Regions from separate parts of the Homo sapiens genome. Here region 1 is linked to region 2. A link is an interaction called in ENCODE POLR2A ChIA-PET data of the cell type or tissue named here. Cell type or tissue: Caco-2. All regions are shown on one strand. Each heading gives the region's core, and the rest is flanking DNA. Links, peaks and the distances in the headings are about the cores only. Region 1 has its middle 28 kb from the start of MTURN. Region 2 overlaps PLEKHA8 (pleckstrin homology domain containing A8).

Region 1 (2,921 bases), core at 186-2,685, 65 kb after region 2:
AAAAAAAAGCCATTCATGGTGGTATATGCCTATAGTTCCAGGTACTCAGGAGGCTGAAGTGGGAGGATCACTTGAGCCCAGGAGGTTGAGATTGCAGTGAGCTGTGATTGCACTACTGCATTCCTTTCTGGGAGACAGAGCGAAATCTTGTCTCAAAAAAGAAAAAAGTTATCAGGAATGACAGGATTAAAACAGCAAGTTGGCATTCCAATCCAGTTCAAATAGCCAGATCAAAACAGCAAGTTCAAGACTTGAAGAATGCCCACAAATCAGAAAATTCACAAAGAAATGATAGAAAACATACAAAGGATATGACTAGGTAACTCACAAATGAGGAAATACAAATGGCTAAAAGGGGTAGGCAGGGGCTGGTGAGCAGCATTTCATAAGTTTACCGGCCACTCAAGAGTTTTCCTCCAGGTATTGCTTGTTCATAGTTTATATCATTTTTCTCTTGGGTTGGTTATCTTTTTCTTTTCAACTATAGATACATTGGTTATATGAGTAGCAAATAGCTTTTCTTAGATGGTGGTTTGTATTTTCACTTTGTATGTCATTCTTTTGTTGTGTTTTAAATTTTAATTTAATCAAATGGAATCCACCTTTTGGTGATTAGTGCTTGTGTTTAGTTTAGAAACAGAATTCCCTATTCAAATATCACTAAACATTATGTGATATTTTTCCTAATAATTTTGTAGTTTTTTTCACCTTTAAGTCTTTAACATCTTTTTTTTTTTTTTTCTTTTTGAGGTGGAGTCTCGCTCTGTTGCTCAGGCTGGAGTGCAGTGGCACGATCTTGGTTCACTGCAACCACTGCCTCCCAGGTTTAAGAGATTCTCCTGCCTCAGCCTTCCCAGTAGCTGGGATTACAGGCGCATGCCACCACGGCCAGCTAATTTTTTTTTGTATTTTTAGTAGAGACGGGGTTTCACCATGTTGGCCAGACTGGTCTTGAACTCCTGACCTCAAATGATCTGTCTGCCTTGGCTTTCCAAAAGTGCTCGGATTATAGACATGAGCCACCATGCCTGGCCATCTTTAAGTCTTTAAACCATCTGGAAGTTGTGTATGGGATGTAATTTGGGTTAATTTTATCTTTTTCCTTATGAATAGCCACTTGTCTTGGAATCATTCAGGCTATTCTTTTCCTGTAATTTAATAGCAGCAGCACCATCATATATAAATGATTTTAACTCTAGGTCCTCTCTTCTATTCATTTGCCTAATTGTCTCTCTGGACCAATATCACACTATTAGGAGGTCTCAGGGTCTGCTGAGATTTGCCCCCTCCCCTGCACCTACAAATAAATGCAGTTGGCCCTCCATATCTGTGGGTTGCACTTAAATGGAGTCAGCCAACCCGGGATAAAAAGAATGTGGGCAAAAAAATTTCACGAAGTTCCAAAATGCAAAACTTGAATTTTTTCTGAGCCAAGTACTACGTTGAATGCACGCAAATGAAGTGATGTGTAGGTATTGTATTGGGCATTATAAGTAATTTATAAATGATTTAAAATGTACGGGAGGATGCGCATAGGTTACATGCAAATGCTGGTCCATTTTACATAAGGGACTTCTGAGCATCTTCAGATTTTGATACCTGCCAGGGTCCTGGAACTAATCCCCCACAGATACCAGGGTTTGACTATATAGTGTTTTCCTTTAAAATTGTGTTCGCTATTCTTGTTCCTTTAATCTTCTGTATGAATTTAAGGATCATCTTTTCTATTTTGAGAAATACCTTATTAGAATATTTATTGAAATTATACTGAATTTATAGACTGACTTTGGGAGAAATCGCTGTCACTACAAAATTTCATCTTCCTACCAATGAATATAGTTTATCTTTCTGCCTACTCCTATGTTCTTCAATAAAGTTTTACAATTTTGTTATAAAATACAAGGTACCTAGGAATAAATTTACAATTTTATTGTAAAACTTTTGTTTTACAATATTACTTCCACCTATTACTATGTTCTTCCATAAAGTTTTACAATAAAATTGTAAACTTATTCCTAGGTACCTTGTATTTTATTGCTGCCATTAAAGAATGTATCTTTTGGAAAATTACATTTTCTAATTTTTGTTGCTATTGAATTTGTTAATATACCTGTTTTGGATTCAACAACCTTGACAAACTCTTATTTGTAGTAGTTTATAGGTTCCTTTGTATTTCGTATTTTTTACTTTCTAATCTTTATAAATTTTATTTCTTTTTCTTGTCTTATATAAGCAAAAAGGTTTTATACAATGCTGAATAGAAGTGGCCATAGAAGATAATCTTATTGTGTTCCTAATCTGAAATGGAATGCTTTCAACATTTCATAATTACATACAATTTTTGCTATAGGTTCTTTGGTAGCTGCCATTTACCAGGCTAAATAAGTTGCTTTCTCCATCTAGTTTACTAGTGATATTAATTATGAAGCAATGTTTAATATTACAAAAAAATTTTCTAACTGGGCATGGTGGCTCATGCCTGTAATCCCAGTACTTTGGGAGGCCAAGGTGGGCAGATCACCTGAGGTCAGGAGTTCAAGACCAGCCTGACCAACATGGAGAAATCCCATCTCTCCTAAAGATACAGAAATTAGCTGGGTGTGGTGATGCATGCCTGTAATCCCAGCTACTCTGTAGGCTGAGGCAGGAGAATCACTTGAACCCAGGAGGCAGAGGTTGCAGTGAGCAGAGATCGCGCTATTGCACTCCAGCCTGGGCAAAAAGCAAAACTCCATCTCAAAAAAAAAAAAAAAAAAAAAAAAACCTACATTCATTGACATGATCATAAGGTTTCTTCCTTAAACCAACTAATATGGTAAATCTCATTAAGAGATTTTCTAACTTTAACCATCCTTGCATTCCTAGGTTGAATCCAATTTGGTAATGGTGTATTTTTAATAGACATTTCTGGAATCAGTTGC
Region 2 (2,921 bases), core at 99-2,598:
AGGTAAATGCTGGATTGCCAAAAATAAATGTCAAGTATGCTTTCTGTAGTGAAACAATCCAGGATAATACAAAGCGTATGAAATTGGTATTTAAATACTCTTTTTTTTTTACCCGCTACCCCGTCCCTGGCAATGATAGCTAATACGAGCTAAAACTCTCCCCTGCTCATTGAAGTTTTATGTCTAATCCTTCCCAGCAGGGAATTTGGGTGATACCACATTGCATCTGTAATAGAGGATGGCATAAAAGAGGGTGGAGATTGGATAGGAAGATAGTCTAGTGGTCATCTAAGGGAGCAGGGAGTAGTACAGACCAACAGTTTTCATCTGCCCTTTAGTTACCTTGACTGATCATTTCTGAGATAACTGCAGATTAATTTAAAATAGAAACTGGATTAATGGTCTCTTTTTCATCCATGCCTCTTTTCTCTACAATTCATCATTCCTGGGCTGTATCCCAGTTTCCCAGCACTGGACATTATGAAAGACCAGTGTGTCCTAATACTAATCTGAACTCTCTCCATCACTCTGCATTTAAATTTTGTCTAATAGGAATGAGATTTCTCTGGTCTCTTACTGTGCCTTTTGAAACTGCAAGAATTTTGTGCTTATAAGAAAAGTTTTTCTTGGTCACAGTTTGTGTAGTTACAAAGGACAGAATAAAATTGCCATATATTGAACATCCCTTGTATAATTATAACCTACCCTAGGTAAATACAGAACCTGTTATAAGGAAGGTAATATTTCAGTTGCTATTATAATTTACCAGCTACATTTTTTTTTTTTTTTTTTTTGAGACAAGGTCTCACTCTCACCCAGGCTGGAGTGCAGTGGCGTGATCATAGCTCACTGTAGTCTCGAACTCCTAGGCTCAAGCAGTCCTCCTGCCTCAGGTGCATCACCTTGCCCAGCTAGTTTTTAAAATTTTTTGTTGAGACAGGGTCTCACTATGTTGACTAGGCTGGTTTTGAACTCCCAGCCTCAAGCAGTTGTCCTGCCTCAGTCTCCTAAAGTGCTGGGATTACAGGAGTGAACCACGGAGCCCAGCCTTCAAGCTGCTTTCAAAATTTACTGCAGCTGTGCTTTGGGTGGGGTTGAGAGCTGCTCTTCAACATTTTTCAGATTCTTGTAAGATAAAACTAGTTTAGTACATTTTTTTCAGTTTTAGGACACTCTTTTTTTTTCACATTTCAACAACTCTGAAATCAAGAAGCATCTTAGAACCTGTGCTATGTCATTGTTTAATTGGTAGAGTTTTTTTCTTTCTTGTGTCATGTAAAATAATGGTGTGTCTTAAAATTGATGATGTGATGGTTTATTCTGGTTGGATCTGTAAGGATGTTGTGGAGGCGATTAACATTTGAATCAATAGACCTTATAAAGTAGATTGCCCTTCCTAATGTGGATGAGCCTTATCCAATCAGTTAAAGACTTGAAGAGAACAAAAAGACTGAGTAACAGAGAATTCCTCCTGCGACTGCCTTGAGCTGAGACATTGGCCTTTTCTAGCTTTCATTGGTTCTTCTTGGGTCTTGAGCCTGCTAGCATGGAACTTAACCGTGAGCTCTCCTGGCTTGCTGATTGCAGATCTTGGGACTTCTCAGTCTCTAGTCACATGAGCTAGTTACTTAAAATTTCATTACATGCACACATACCCACTCACACACCCTTATAATATCTTTACACAGACACCCTGACACTCTACTGGTTCTTTTTCTCTGGATAACACTCACAAATACAGATGGGTCTTAAATTTGATAAAATACAGTAATTGAGGCTGTTCTAAATGCCTTCTACACAAAAGTCATGGTGGATTTGGGGAGTGTTCACACCAACCAGCATCATGGGAGTTGAGCTGTTCACACCAGCCAGCGTCATGGGAGTGAAAAGATGCTGTTGTTCTATACCAGGACAGCTTTCTGGGAATGGGGAGCCAAGGTTTGGGAGCTTTTGTGCCTCAAGGGGCAGTACAGAAAGATAGAGTTTTCTTCCCAGCTCTGTTGTGTACTTCCTTTGTGACCCTAATTAGGTCACTTAATTTACCTGGGATTGGTTTCCTTATCTATAAAATGTGCTGGTTGGACTGTGTGATTTCAAAGACCTCTTCCTTTTCTCAGGTTCTCAGAAATTGACTCTTCTGTTTCAGTGAGGGGAGGTGGCCTAAGATATAAATAAACACTTTTGCAAAGGGCTGAAACATCACCAATAATGTCTGACTCCTGGAGCACTGATTCTGTGCCCAACAAGATACAGTCTGAGGATTGATTTGGTTTTCCAGGTTGTAATGTTTGTACAGGAGTGGTGGCCTTCACAGTTGAGTTTTTGTAGAACTTGAAGCCAAGGTCTAGAAGCATCACCTTTTTTGTTTGTTTGTTTGTGACAAGGTCTCACTCTCACTCAGGTTGGAGTGCAGTGGCACAGTCATGGCTCACTGCAGCCTCGACCTTCCAGGCTCAAGCAGTCCTCTCACCTCAACCTCCTGCTGGGACCACAGGTGTATGCCACCACTGTCGGCTAATTTTTGTATTTTTATTAGAGATGGGTTTCGCCATTGTTGCCCAGGCTGGTCTGGAACTCCTGGCCTCAAGTGATCCACCCATCTTGGCCTCCCAAAGTAGTTAATATTATAGCTGTGAGCCACCGTGCCCTGCCAGCATCACCTTCTGAAATAAAAATTTACAAGTTCATCCCAAGAAGTTTGCCAGCCAGGAACTGATTTGTGCTAGTGTAGAGATAAGGCCTAAGGGTTCCTGACCTGCAATAAAGGGTCTAGGTCTCTGGGAAGGAAGTCCTCCATATAAAATATAATAAGAGCAAAAGCCATAGTTTAAGAAAAGATTACTTATCTTTGGTGAGAAGATAAGTTCAGATATTATGGGAGAGTGGATGCTGGGAATTAGTGTTTATTTAGTTTTATTTAA

What was found. ChIA-PET counts read pairs that join two places held together with the same protein. Peaks named below come from ENCODE experiments on the same cell type or tissue, not always from the same donor. Only the 100,000 strongest peaks of a DNase experiment are listed, where the experiment ranks them.
Region 1: POLR2A ChIA-PET joins it to region 2 with 6 read pairs; 3 of 35 experiments call an interaction of 5 or more read pairs at or near these places.

Annotation. Positions count from the first base shown.
Region 1 is chr7:30,105,330-30,108,250 of GRCh38, forward strand. It overlaps a transcript of PLEKHA8 not described here. Among named protein-coding and RNA genes, the nearest start is that of MTURN, 28 kb to the right of the region's middle. In Caco-2, for the core only: no CTCF peak of the experiment used is centred there; no DNase peak of the experiment used is centred there.
Region 2 is chr7:30,040,646-30,043,566 of GRCh38, forward strand. The region is part of intron 1 of PLEKHA8 (pleckstrin homology domain containing A8); the gene reads left to right. Among named protein-coding and RNA genes, the nearest start is that of PLEKHA8, 14 kb to the left of the region's middle. In Caco-2, for the core only: no CTCF peak of the experiment used is centred there; a DNase peak (open chromatin) is centred at 1,056.